Linked DNA regions of Homo sapiens: region 1 is linked to region 2. A link is a loop called in an ENCODE intact Hi-C map of the cell type or tissue named here. Cell type or tissue: Caco-2. All regions are shown on one strand.

What was found. Hi-C counts contacts between places; a loop is a spot of excess contacts. Peaks named below come from ENCODE experiments on the same cell type or tissue, not always from the same donor. Only the 100,000 strongest peaks of a DNase experiment are listed, where the experiment ranks them.
Region 1: a loop joins it to region 2, with 6 times the contacts of the local background. A loop is called at or near these places in 6 of 110 quality-filtered maps.

What each region holds. Positions count from the first base shown.
Region 1 is chr5:91,356,102-91,358,601 of GRCh38, forward strand. No RefSeq gene overlaps it. Among named protein-coding and RNA genes, the nearest start is that of ARRDC3-AS1, 23 kb to the right of the region's middle. In Caco-2, no CTCF peak of the experiment used is centred here; a DNase peak (open chromatin) is centred at 1,360.
Region 2 is chr5:91,279,127-91,281,626 of GRCh38, forward strand. No RefSeq gene overlaps it. Among named protein-coding and RNA genes, the nearest start is that of LUCAT1, 34 kb to the right of the region's middle. RefSeq lists enhancers at 392-1,333, 1,332-1,591, 1,334-2,275. In Caco-2, no CTCF peak of the experiment used is centred here; DNase peaks (open chromatin) are centred at 935 and 1,455; H3K4me3 peaks cover 1,950 bases.

The DNA.
Region 1 (2,500 bases), 77 kb after region 2:
CACCATGCCCAGCTAATATTTGTATTTTTAGTAGAGGCAGGGTTTCACCATGTTGGCCAGTCTGGTCTCGAACTCCTGACCTCAAGTGATCTGCTGGCCTTGGCCTCCCAAAGTACTGGGATTTCGGGCATGAGCCACTGCGCCCGGCCCCAGGCTGGTTTTGAACCAGGCTCAAGTGATCCTCCTGCCTCTACCTCCCAAAGTGCTGAGATTATAGGCATGAGTCACCAGTGGCCGGCTGATCAAAAAAACTTCATGGAGGAGTTTGACACTTATTCTGGGTTTTTAGAATGGTTGGAAGGGAGTAAGGAGTGTGTGACAGGACAGAAACCTAGACCAAGAGAGTAGCAATGGTAATGGAGGGAAACGGGCCAAATACCATCTTGTTCTCACAGAAAACGGACTTTCTAATTGAGGCAGTGGAGTGAACGGGTGAAGAGAGTGGTTCCTTTAACAAAAATCAGAAATTCCAGGAGGGAAAGTATAGGGATGTGGTTAGATATATGAGGAAGGATGAGGAGTTCATTTTAGAAATATTTATTTTGAGAAACTGGAGAATTTACCAAGTAAAATAACTGTAATGATGTTAATAATAAGGGTAAAGAGATGAGTGAAAGTCGGACTGATGACAATAGATGTTTAAATCGTCACAGGGTTGATAATTTAAGCTGAGGGAATGAATGATCTTTTTGAGAAAATATGAAGAGTGATGTATGTAAGAAAAGACCTTAGAAACCATCACCATCACCAAGAAGGATCTAGCAATAGTTAATGGCGTAATAGCAGGAAACTATTGAAAATATAATGGATCCAGTTCTAATTTTCTCAGTTTATACATAGCATTTAGTGCTAAGTAAAATAAATGTTTGTTGATTGACTTGATAATTGAAAGAATGTTAGAAGTTTAAAATTCAAAAAGCCTAATGTGCATTAGGGATTTAAAGAAAAAAATATATACATACTATGTTATATATAAGTGTGTGTCTGCGTATATTTTAAATTTAGAGATGGGATTTTGCCATGTTGCCCAGGCTGTGAACTGCTGGGTTGCTTTTTCATTTGCTTGTTTGTTTTTTTTTTCAGGGATGTTTTGAAGTCAAACCAGTTTTTCCACTTCCGTTTAATTAAGTGTTTTGAGCATTATTTATTATTCATAACACTGAAGAAATGAAAAGCTGAAGAGATTCTCCCATCACATGAAAGGATTAATTAGTTCAGTTTTCAGAGGCGTCATCTGACCGTCAGACAGTCCAGGTACATTCACTGAGGCATTTCCAGTGGGCAAGGAGCCTGGGAGAGCACTGCGCTGCGACCTAGTTTTCCCTTTGGAATCAGGTCCTCTCTCCTGCGTTTACATTGGCCTCTCCCACCCCTTGGCAGGTCCACTCCCATTGACCTTTCTCTCTGTACCAGCAGCTGCTGCTGACAGTCCAGCCGTAGTTACTTCTGTGAAAACAGTGTGTAGTGGTCTGCCTTTAAATTTCCTATTCCCATCTGGACCTCCCTTAGGAGCTCAATGCTGCTCACAGTTGAACCTGAAATTCCAGGTCTTCTAATCTCTTCTCTCCAACTGGCAATATTTACCACTCTGATGTCTAGTTCTTGTGGAGTCTTGTTGTGGGATGCATGAATTTTATGCTAATGGGGTATTTCTGAAGACAAAGCCTTGGGTCAGATAAAAGGTTAATTGATATGTGTAGTGTGACAGTAAAATGCAAGGACTTTAAATTCCGACAATCCTGGATGTGGATTAGTTTTAATTTGACAGCTGTGTGATTTGAGACAGTTGCTCAATCTTTTTGTGAACGTTGTTTCCCCAACTAAAAAAAATAGACAAAATACTAATCTTTGAAAGTTGTTGTAAGGATTAATAAGATAATGTACATAAGGAGACCTTGCACAATACCTGGCATATTGTAAGAGCTTGATAGGACAATATTTATATGACATACCAAGAAAATATGTGTGCCATTTTCCACTTCCCAAATCACTTTACATGGGTTTAGAAAGGAGATTAAGAAAGACAAACATACAAACTTTTCCCTAATTTCAGAATATATGCTCCAAGTACTACCTGGTTAGAGCTTTTTGATTCCTATGATGTTATTTTGTAAGCTAGTGCTTCACAGTGCTAAAGAATAGTACCTTAGAGAACTTAATGCATTAATCGATTTTCCTTAAATTGGAACTTTTTTTTCTCCTTTATTGAATCAAGAAAGTTAAGTGTCAAAGAGGCATGTAGATTATACTCTAAGGTAACAAAACTCTATTACGTTGTATTTCATTAGAGCTGAACCAAGGGCATTTTGGAAAGAAATCGTGCTGTGTAATAAGAGGGATTGTTAGCAGAGACTTTTTGCTACCATTTTCTCCAAGCTTTTCCATTCTGTACTTGAGTAGCATTGTCCCAAATAGAAATATCCCAGGATCCCTTTTTCCTCTTGAAAGACTCTAACATTAAGACTAAATTGGAGATTACCATGGAAGTAAATGACATTAA
Region 2 (2,500 bases):
ATGGTCTCGATCTCCTGACCTCATGATCCACCCGCCTCGGCCTTCTCTCTTTAAAGAAAAAAAAAAAAAAAGAAAAGAAATTTGTCTATATAAATATACAGTTAAAGCAAACAATATAATATATAAAACCAAATTTGGAAATATTTTTTCCTTCCATCAAAACTTAAACATCAATTTTAGAACACAGTGTTCTATATCGTAAGGAGTCCTAGAGTCTACCCAGTATAATGTCTCACATCCTCGCCCTCTTGCTATAGTTGTCAAACCTAAATGTACCTAAGAATCACTGATAGGTAGTTGGTTAATACGATGGATTATTTCTAGGCCCCGACCTCAGACAGGTGCCTCCATGCCCCCACCCAGCCAGGACATTCTGAGTCTGTAATTTGAAGTGAGCTTCAAGAATCTGCATTTTTACCGCGGCGCTTTTGATGCAGGCGGTCCACGGTAAAGTTAGAGAAATGCTGCCCTGCTGCTGCGCTGCAGATTGAACTCTGGGGAAGAAGAAATGAGCACGACCGGGAGCGGTCCATCTAAACCGGTCCATTTAGATGGACAGGTTTTAGCAGTCCATCTAAATCTGTCTCAGGAGCTTTCTTTCTTTCTTTTTTTTTTTTTTTTTTTTTTTTTGAGACGGAGTCTCGCTCTGTCGCCCAGGCTGGAGTGCAGTGGCACTCACTGCAAGCTCCGCCTCCCAGGTTCACGCCATTCTCCTGCCTCAGCCTCCCGAGTAGCTGGGACTACAAGCGCCCACCACTACGCCCGGCTAATTTTTTGTATTTTTTAATAGAGGCGGTGTTTCACCGTGTTAGCCAGGACGGTCTCGATCTCCTGACCTCGTGATCCGCCCGCCTCGGCCTCCCAGAGTGATGGGATTACAGGCGTGAGCCACCGCGCCCGGCCTGTCTCAGGAACTTTCAAAGGGGAGTGGCAGACAGAAAATGAGCACGGTATCTAATCAGCAAGTAGGATTGCAAATAAGAACGCCTTTATGAAGGCCCCAGTTTTTACAGTAAGTCCCTCACTGCCCGCACACAACGATGCCAAGTTCCAACCTGATTTGCGTCACCACAGTTGTGGGTTTGCGCCAAGGTTAGTTATCAAGCGTAGTGAGAGGATAAATTCACAAAATGAGGGACAAAAATAAGACGAGAGCTGGGTACAACGGAAGTGAAACCTGGGTGGAGGTCATCTCCAAATCACAGTGGAAGGACGATGTCAGGGATTTGTCCCAACACTCTTTTGATGAAAGAATTTGATTAGTGGACTATTGCACTCTTAAAGGCAAAGAAAACAAAGCACGGCAGTGCCCCGCTCGGTCGGGATTCAAAAGCAGTGAAAGCTGCCTTGCTCTGTTTAAAGCGACAGGACTGCTCTGCTATTCAGGAAAGACTAAGGAGGCAGCGGTATCTGCGAAGTCCTGCGAGCTCCCGGCGACAGGAGTAGCGCGAGCAGCTGACGGGGGAAATCCACTGGCAGCGAGTCGGATGAGTCAGCGCTGAGTCACGCTCGGCGCTACGTGCCGGCCTGGGCGGCCGCAGCCCGGGGCCCGCAGCCGCGGAGTCAGCAGAGATCCGCCGCTTCCTGGAAGACCCTCCCTGCGCCTGAGGGAGGGGGCGGCGTCGCCTCCTCGCGCCGCCAAGGCCCCCTGCAGTCACACACTCGCCCGCACGCACGACCTCCTCGCTCCATCCTGGGGACATCCAGGATTCACCCCCGAGGGGAAGAGTCCCATGTGACAAATGGTTAGAGCTTGGGCGGATGCTTTCATCCCATGTGTTTCCTCAAAGCTGAGATTCCAGCGCTCTTGCTCTTTTCGTGTTGTTGTTAGGTTTTTAACTTTTTTTTCCCGTTTCCTGGCAGAGGATTAACACGCTGATCTTTTTATAGTTTCCAATATTTTAAATGAAGCACAAGAAGAATGGATTAATAAAACGTGTTGAAACTTAAGCATCAAATCGTCACACTGCTCTGGGTTCTAAAATGACTAGAAAGTGACTGCACTAGAAGCTTTGAATGTTGGGTAACTGGGAAGGATTAACTCGGTTCTGATGTGCCCTTTGTTAATGAAAATCAAATCTTTGCTATTTGTCCAACCACCCTTATAATAACTAAATTTGTCTAAAGACTGGAGACATGTGTGGTAATAATTAGATATGGAGTCACCAAAGAACAGGGTAGCCATGCCTTTGTGTTTTCTGTGCCTTAACTAACATTCTGTTGTCCTAATGTGCAAATGATACATTGTTGGTTTTAAAAAATATTATGGCAATGTTTATATCCATGCTGAGAGTTAATAGCAGGTATTGTGTCATGAAGTGCAGCTAGTCAGTGAGATAGTCCTGATACAGGTGGGGTAATTATTATTTAGGGACAATTTGCGGCTGTTTTTCAAGACAGACTGGGTCTTTAGAAGTTGTGCCAGCTGTTACCGGTGGTTCTGCTTCATTGGGAGAATTATTTCCCTCCTTATCCCTGTGTACGTGTGAAATGATGCAAA